Regions from separate parts of the Homo sapiens genome. Here region 2 is linked to region 1. Evidence: read pairs that join two places in POLR2A ChIA-PET (ENCODE). Cell type or tissue: PC-9. All regions are shown on one strand. Links, peaks and the distances in the headings refer to the core of each region. The heading gives the core; the rest is flanking DNA. Region 1 overlaps TTLL11 (tubulin tyrosine ligase like 11). Region 2 holds the start of LOC107987016 (a long non-coding RNA gene).

Evidence for each region. Peaks named below come from ENCODE experiments on the same cell type or tissue, not always from the same donor. Only the 100,000 strongest peaks of a DNase experiment are listed, where the experiment ranks them.
Region 2: POLR2A ChIA-PET joins it to region 1 with 7 read pairs; 1 of 35 experiments calls an interaction of 5 or more read pairs at or near these places.

The regions. Positions count from the first base shown.
Region 1 is chr9:121,943,901-121,948,287 of GRCh38, reverse strand. All of the region lies in intron 6 of TTLL11 (tubulin tyrosine ligase like 11), which reads left to right. Among named protein-coding and RNA genes, the nearest start is that of TTLL11, 150 kb to the left of the region's middle. In PC-9, for the core only: no CTCF peak of the experiment used is centred there; DNase peaks (open chromatin) are centred at 2,247 and 3,397; H3K27ac peaks cover 1,379 bases.
Region 2 is chr9:121,563,360-121,567,746 of GRCh38, reverse strand. It overlaps LOC107987016 (a long non-coding RNA gene), which reads left to right and starts at 763. Exons shown (of 2, transcript XR_001746560.2): 1 at 763-896. It also overlaps a transcript of DAB2IP not described here. In PC-9, for the core only: no CTCF peak of the experiment used is centred there; DNase peaks (open chromatin) are centred at 2,676 and 3,486.

The DNA of each region.
Region 1 (4,387 bases), core at 143-4,142:
TTTCCATTTCTCAGAAGAGCAGCCCCAGGATCATTGCTTTGGTTCTGGTCCTGCCTGCCATGTTCCGGTTGTGTTAACTTAGGAAATGCTTTCAGCTATCTACATCTCTATGTTCTCCTCTGTAAAATAGGGATGATTGGAGCCACTTCACAGGGTTATTAAGAGGATGCAATGAGCTAATGTAGCTAAGGGCCTGGAATAGGGCTTGACATGTAATAGTTATTCAGTAAGTGTCAATTCTAGTGCCAGGTCTGAGAGTGTCTAGCTCAGTGCCTAGTTGCAGAGTAGACAGTCAGTAAATGGTAGTTTTCTTTATTCCTTTTCAATTTACAATCTCCTTCCATCCTCCAAAAGCACGGCACCAGCATAACCAGGCTTTGTAGCTATCGAGCCCTGCTGTTAGAGGAACCATGCTGGGGAGAGAAATGTCACAGTTCTTTGTTCAGTGGGGACCACTTAAAGCTGAGCTCCGCGGGGGTACTGGAGATCCTGGGGGGTAAGTAACTTCTGTTAGTCTCTCTTGTTATTCTGTAATAGGAGGCTCCCATCCAGCATTCCAATATTGAAACTCCACATATCAAGGTATCTGAGGCAGAGGTGGGCTGCCAGGTGGCTTGTTTCAGAGAACATTTTCTATTATGCTCTCTGTGGCTGAGATAGGGAGCACTTCCAGGGACCTTGTTCTACACTTGTATTTTCCTTTTTCACTGACACTAAGTGACTTTAAGTCAAATGCACCCAACCCATAGCAGCATGCAGAATGCATCTGTACCCATGTGGCATCTTGATAAAAATTACAGGTGTATATTTTTCGCACACTTGAGGTTTATCTCTCTAAACTCAAAAAGCTCTTTCAATTTTAACTATTTGGAGTTGAAATCTTCCTAAAATGCATGATACAGCTGCTTCCTGAAATTGAAGGAACATAATTTGATATTTTTTCTTTTTTCTTGGTGCCTTGGAATTAAGAGGTGTGCTGGCAAACTGGTTTCAAAAAACAAAACAAAACACTTCCTGATGGGTAGTGTTTGTCTATTTCCATGGTGTAAATATTCCCACCACAGCTAATTTCAGGCTATCAGTGGTTTTTAACAACCAGCTCAAAAGACTCCTGAATATTTATGGACAGCTTGAGCTCAGCTCTGCAAGGAAGCAGCGTAGCACTGTGGAAAGGACGTGGTTGTTAGACCTGGACATACCTGGTTTTAGTCCCCATTTTTCTGCTTGAGAGCTGGGCTACCTGGAACAGGATCTTTAATCTGAGTTTCTATGTATAAATTGAGCTAAACATGACCACACCATGAGGGATAGTGAGGACCAGAGAAGGCGGCAGAGGTCAGGGGTCCCAAGTGCTGTCAGGGCCAAGCAGGTGATCTAATGAATGGGGGTAGGCTGAGTGGGGACCCTGGAAAATCCCAGAAACAGTGGTTCTCAAGCTCAGCTGCATATTGGAACCAATAGGGAACTTCTCTGCCTGGGCTCCACCTCAGACCAATTAAACCAGAATTTCTGGGGGTGGAGCCTGAACATGGTTTTAAAAAAATTAAAAGAACACTCTTTGAAACACCAGTGATTCAAATATGCAAATCACGTTTGAGGACCACTGGTCCTGACGGACACTTGTGGGTAGTGAGCATGCCTGTCACCTCCAAAATAAGTCAGCGGGCTTAGCACACAGCAGGGGTTACAGGATAGCCTTCCCAGCCTGTTGTACTGTGTGGTAACCTGGTAACTGTTTTTTGCACAAGAACTTTTTCGTCTTCCTAAATCTTGAAGGCTGGCCCCAGGTATGATTCCCGTGGTCAAAGCCCCTGCCTCTGTAAGCCCCACCTGCTTTGCCTAGTCGGCCATGAGCTGTGGCAAAACCAGAGGGCTGTGTGCGTGTTTTGTGCCTGTGTGGATCTTAAGTGGAAACTGATGAGGTCATGCCAGGGGAAGGGGGCCCAGGAGCAAAGGATTCTGGGATTCTACCCACCATTCTCTCCCTATCTCATTCCCCAGCTCCTGTCGGCTTGTTGAGACCCCCAAGCATGCCACGCTTTTTGATGCCTCTATGCCTTTGCACATCTCACCCCCAGGCCCAGGGCACTCTGTGTGTCCACTCTGGCACAGTAGTTCCTGTATTATATTGTCATTATTAGTTTACCTGTTTGTCTTAATTCAACAAATACTTATTTAGTGCCCGTTATGAACCCAGCAGAAGGAATGCTGGATTTATGGTTTAAACATCCTGTGAGCTCTTCAAGGCTCAGAACCACATCGGATGCATTCATGCCCTTGGCATTTGGCATGGGGCCTGGCACATAGAGTTTTTTTTATATTTTCGAAAGATGGAAGGAAGGATGGGTGGATGGGAGGCGATTCTATCTTACCTCCATGTTCAGGACTGTGACTTAGAGGGATAAGTTTTTGAAAGGGTGACTTTCCAGGGAAGTGGAGTGTGTTTGTAATTTCCAGAAATTTCACAGGGAGATTCAGTTCCCATGGCAGGATTTATCCATGGTTGTTAAATTGTGGATCACTTTCTTTAAGGGACATGGACATTGACTTTTAAAATAAATTTTCTCTCCAATACTGTCCTGAATGGAATCATTAAATGTAGAGTGAGTTTGGAAAATTGTAAGTAGTTCGGTATAGATGGAAGGGGTGGTGTAGGAAGCAGAGGGAATGAATTTGGAAGGATTGGCAGGGATTTGGACTATAAAGGACCTTGAATGCCAGGTTAAGGAGCTTTAGATCTGCCCTGTGGGCAGAGAGGAGGACCTCGTGGACACTTTAGAGGAGGAATGGCAGAGGCATGCTCAGTGGGTGGGTAAGAGCATCATTGTGGTCGGCTCCTTGAACAGATCAGATCAAATCACTCTTCCTTCCGAGCAATCTCCCAATCTACCATTCCTGCCCTTGCCATTTGCATAATTTACTTTTAATTATTGCTTTCATTATTTTCACAGCCCATCCTGGCAGGAATAATCTGATACTGGGTGGAATTAAACTGATGGGACCTCAGCAAACCTCCTTTGTTCATATTATTAACCCATGTATTTTTCAGAGAAGATTTTATTAAAAGAGATCATCTGGGATTTGCTCCTAAGCTGTATTTTCCGGAGACAGCACAGCCAGCAACTGTCCCTTGCACCCGACTCCTCTCTGTGGGTACAGTTTTAAAAGCAGGTGTCACTCAGCGCTTAGGGAGCACCAGTTTCTAATTAGTTGCTTGTTAAACCACAGGCCTCCAGATTGGGCTACTAAAATTACTAGTTTATTTAGTGAAGAAACACTAATGGTATTTTTTTAACCCTGAAAACAAGCATTTCCAGTTCTTTGCTGATGCCACATTTTTCTGAGATGAATGTTATTGTTACACATTACTGTTACTATTTATGGTGCCCAGAGCAGTGTGGGTTCTTTGCAAATGTTATTATCTTGTCGATTTCTCACGGGATTTTGCAAATACTGCTTTTCCAGAAGAGGAAGCCTGGTCTCAGAGAACTGAGTCACTGCCTAAAGTCACATAGCCAGTGTGGGCCAGGCTGGAATTCAACCTGGGGCTGGCCTATGTCCTTGTTCTTTTCAATAGCTTCTTCACTGTCACTTGCTTATTGATTTCCATTTGCCAATGGACCACGCTTTATGACATAGGAATTTGTATTTTTGTTTAAAAGCATCTGGAAAATAATAAAAATAATTTGAAAATATAGCTTAAGTATATTATGTATTAAACAAAACACCATTACTGTCAATTCACTTAAAGGAACTCAATATTTTCTTTTCCTTTTTTTTTGAGATGGAGTCTCACTCTGTCACCCAGGCTGGGTGCAGTGGCGCGATCTCGGCTCACTGCAACCTCCGCCCCCTGGATTCAAGTGATTCTCCTGCCTCAGCTTCCCAAGTAGCTGAGACTACAGGTGCCTGCCACCATGCCCAGCTAATTTTTGTGTTTTTAGTGGAGGCGGGGATTCGTCATGTTGGCCGGGCTGGTCTCAAACTTCTGATCTCAAATGATCTGCCCGCCTTGGCCTCCCAAAGTGCTGAGATTACAGGCGTGAGCCACCGCACCAGGCCCGGAACTCAATATTTTCTTGCTATACTAGTGAAGTCCCAAATTCTAAAATTACCCCAAGGGCAAAAGTTTAGTCCTTCAATGATTATTCATGGTGCAACCAGCCTTCCTATGCTATTTTTATCATTTTGTTAATTTGGTCATAGTCTGTTCTTCCTTCCAGGAAAATGCAATTGTATAAAATCACTTTTGATCAGGAATTTGTAAATGTCCATTAATCTGGGTTTTGACTCTCTCACTGTTAGCTATTCATAATACAAGGATTGAGTTTTCTTTGATCAGACATGAAGAAAGAAATGGGCAGTCTTATAGAATCATTCATTCACT
Region 2 (4,387 bases), core at 272-4,271, 380 kb after region 1:
CATGCAGAGCTTCCAGTGGCCTGGGCAGCTCTCCGGTGGCAGCCACTGGGGCCCTGTCACACGGGGAGTGCTTTCAGCATGAGCCCTGGCCTTTAATTACAAGGTATGTTCCTGTTGCCTCTTCCATCTATATTTATCCGCAGGATCGCACTAATTGAATTCCCCACAGCACAGGGCAGGCCTGGCGAACAGCGAGGTAGGCAGACAGGCAGGGGGGCTGCAAAACTTCCTTCCTTTCCTTCTTGGCCAGGAGCAAAACAGAAGCAGCTGAGAAACTCTCTCTCCCTCCCCTGGACCTTGTCAATGCCTGGAGTCTGAGGGGCTGCCCGCTCCAGGGACCCTCCAGCCCTGAGTCTCATAGCCCAACGCACCCATGCCCACCCATGGGTCCCAAGACCAGACAGTGCCCAGATGCCTGACTGCCTCCCTGCTTCAACTCAGATTCCTATAGCAGAGAAAAGTCTGTTGAGCAGAGAGGCTGAAACCCCCAACTCTGCACTTTGCTGGCACCGTCTTACCGTAGGAGTCGTCTTGGTCCAGAAGGGAGTCGGGCTCCATGGCGTGTGGGCCCCCAGCCCCTGGCCCCACCTGATTTATGAACCGAGGCTGTCTCCATGAGCGTCTGGGTTCCTCCTTTTGTATTCCATCTGGCGGCTTTTCCAACTAGATGACTGGGTATTCCTGCAAGCAGGCCCCTTTCCAGCCCTCGCCTTCATACAGTACATTTAAAGTAGCAGTAACCTCTTTTTCCTCCCCCCGCAGCCTGGCTGGAAACATTAGAAGGGACTGAGGCAGCGAGATGTCTAAAATAGGAAGACGCCGGGACGGTTGGCCTGGCTGCCCGTGATGCTGGCTGCGGGGATCTGGCCCGGCTGTGCAGATGGAAAAGCTAAGAGGTGAGGCTGAGACGGGCTTAGCATCTGGAAGCCGGCTCTGGGGCCCAGGGGGTTTGCAGGAAGCGGGGAGCCCAGCCCCCCAGGGGAGGGGTTGGGGGGTCTGCTCTGTTTACCCCCAGTGCCCAAACCCCAAGGGCTTCTCCCAGGCCCTGCTGGAACCTCCCACTCAAATCTGTTCTACAGACATTTCCCGCAGTGTGGGGGATGCAGAAATTGACTCATCCATCCATTCAGTTAGTCACTAAATGTTTTTTGAGCATCTAGTCTGCACCAGACACCGTGCCCGGTGCTGAGTTTGCAGCAGGGAGCGAGGCACAGTGCCTGGCTTCTTGGAGCTCACAGGAAAGCAGGTCATTGCAGCGCAGTGTGTGGTGCAAGAGCTGCAGGAACAGAGAAGGGGCGCCTCACCTGGATGGAAGAGGTGGTCGGGGAAGGCCTCCTGGAGGAATGGGCACGTAAGCTGGGGCCTAAAGGACGAGAAGGAGTTAGCCAGGTACAGAAGGAGGGAGTGACCTGTGCAATAGCCCTGAGGTGAAAGGGTGCGTGGGGCGTTCAGTGCCCCCCCGAATAAGTTCCAGGTGGTTGGAGTAGAGCAAATGATGCGAGGCTGGTGAGAGATGGGACGGGGGAGCCAGGGAGAGAGGCAGGAGTGGGTTGGACAGAGCCTTTGGGGATGACTCCAGGCCTGCCTGGAGGAGGGTCTGTGAGAATGACATGATCCGGATTGTCCTCTGGGAAGGCCTCCCTGGTGACCTTGTAAAAGAGGGGAAGCCACCAGGGGAGAGGGAGATGCAGGCTCCACGGCCACAGCTGTAGGAACCCTGGGTGCTATTTATTAAGCAGGCACCAGAGGTGAGCACCATTTCAAGTATTTGCCCACATTGTCTCATACATTCCTCACTATGGTCCCTTCCAGGAGAAACTCTGGTTCTCCTATTTTACAGACGGGGACAATGCAGTTTAGAGAGGTGATGTGACTTGACCAAGGCCACAGTTGTGAGTGACCACCAGGGCAGGTCTGGACCCCAGAGAGTGCACAGCCTTGGTGCTGGGATGGTGGGGAGGACAAAGATGCATCTCAATCAATCTGCATTCAATCTGCATCTCCTAGGCGGGCGTGGTGGCTCACACCTGTAATCCCAGCACTTTGGGAGGCTGAGGCGTGCGGATCACCTGAGGTCAGGAGTTAGAGACCAGCCTGGCCAACATGGTGAACCCCCATATCTCTACTAAAAATACAAAAAATTAGCCTGGTGTGGCGATGCGTGCCTGTAATTCCAGCTACTTGGGAGGCTGAGGCAGGAGAATCACTTATATCCGGGAGGCGGAGGTTGCAGTGAGCCAAGATCGTGCCACTGCACTCCAGCCTGGGCGACAGAGCGAGAGTCCATCTCAAAAAAAAAAAAAAAAAAAAAAAATCTGCATCTTCCTCTCCCACAAGCCCACCCAAGCCACAGGGCAGTACCGTGGGCTTATGGGAGACAGCTTCATTTGGGCTCAACCAGGGAAGGCTGCCGAGAGGAGGAGGTGTTTGAACTGGGCAGAGAAAGAAGAGCAGAATTTGATGGGCCAAGCAGGGAAAAGTGAGGGCGTCCCAGTTAGAGGGAATGGCACAAGCAAAGGCGTGGAGGCAAGAAGGTAACACACAATGGAAATGACAGGTGACTGGGAGGAAGTCAGGGCTGATAAGCAGGTTTGGGCTAGATCAAGAAAGGGCCTGGAGTGCCAGCCTGGGGGTGTGGGCGTGTTCCAGAGGGTGACACACAGCCCCAGCAGGCATTTGTTCCAGGGAAATGACCTCCTTCTCAATGGCTGCCTGGGAGCTCCTGCAAGCGGCTCCCCGCAGCCTTCTTAACGCTCTGCTCTGAAAGCAGGAGAAATCCTCTATCCCCACAGCATGGCTGGAACACTAGAAGCCAAGCCTTGGTGACCTGGTTTTTGGAGACATGGCTCTGGTGCTGGGGTGGAGGAGACATTTAGAGAAGGGAGATACAGGGAGACAGGGAGTGAAGGCAGGAGGCTAACAGGAGGGTCCAGGCCAGGGGTGGCAGAGAGGTAAGAACCCACCGGGCTTGCTCCTGGCCACCCACTGCTGCCCAGAGCAGCCAGTGGCTGCTGACGTGGTTGGCCTGGCTACAGGGAGGTTCCTTCAGTCACTCGTCACCCCTCCTCCCCAACCTCGGATGACAGGGATCCCAGCTCCCAACCTCCCGCTGCCTTAATTACAGGGAGACTGGCCCTACCCAGGCTAGCTGCAGGCACCAGGCTCCCTGGCTCTAATCAGTGGGTAGGGCAGACTGGGGGTTGAGGAGGCAGAAGGGGGAAATCAGGTCCTTGGACCACTAGCCAGTGGACGGATTCAGGTCCAGGTCTCCCTAGTCCTCCAAGGCCCCAGGGGATCTGCGTGTCCATTTGTACATATGCACACGTGGTCTCTTTTCAGATAGAATGTGGTGGTTAGCAGGATGGGGCTGAAATTGACCATCTGGATTTATATCCAGGCTCTGCCACCAACTAGCTGGGTGCCACTCGGTGAGTTACTCAACTCTTGTGAGTCGCGTTGGCAGAATGGGGCTACTCAAGCCCTTACTTCAGATAGTTATTGTGCAGATGAAATGGGGTAATGTGCATCAAAGTCTTAGGGCAGGTCTGGGTGTGTCCTAAGCACTCAGTAAAGGGCACTGCTCTTCCTCATACAAATTTTATCATCTCCCCAGCTTAGTAAAGGAAGCGTGGGAGAACATGGGCCCATTTTACAGATGAGGAAACTGAGGCTCCAAAAGAAAGGACTCAACTTGAGGGTCTACATGGAGGCTCAGGATGCACCCTTCACTCGGCTGGCTGTACCCCCAGAACCTGCTGAGAGCAGAAGTAGTGGGAAGAAGATCTGGACCCCAACTCTGGCTGTGCCTCTAGGCAGTGCTGTGACCTAGGGAGAGGGTCTTGCTTCCCTGGGCCTCACTTTCTTCACCAGTCAAGGTACAGACTTGGATGACCCTGACAGTTCCCACCTCCCAATCCATTTCCCTCTTGTTATGAATTAGACATGTTTAAGTACAACCAGAGCTCCTACCCTCCAGGGATTAATCGTATTGAACATCGGGCACTAGGCTCTGCTTCCCTCCCTTTATGATAAGAGACCCATCTATTTAGTGGCTGCGTAACATTCCACCCTTTGGCTGTGTCACACCTGCTTTGAGCCAATCCCCTATTGATGGACACCTAGGTTGCTGCCAGTAGTCATGATGACAAGCAACGCTGCAAGGACTATCTTGACTGTACTTCTGTGGGCATCTGTCTACTGATCTCCTTAGGAGAAAACCCTAGACATCAACTTGCTGGGTCAAAAGGCGCCTGTGTTTGCAAAATTCCCAGTGTGGCGGCAAAGCGCGTGCAAGCCCCCTCTGTTCTTTTATTCATTCCACCAGCTGTTGTTGAGTCTGATTTTGTGCCCGGCCCTGTAGAAGGCCTGGGATGGTGGGTGTCCCTGC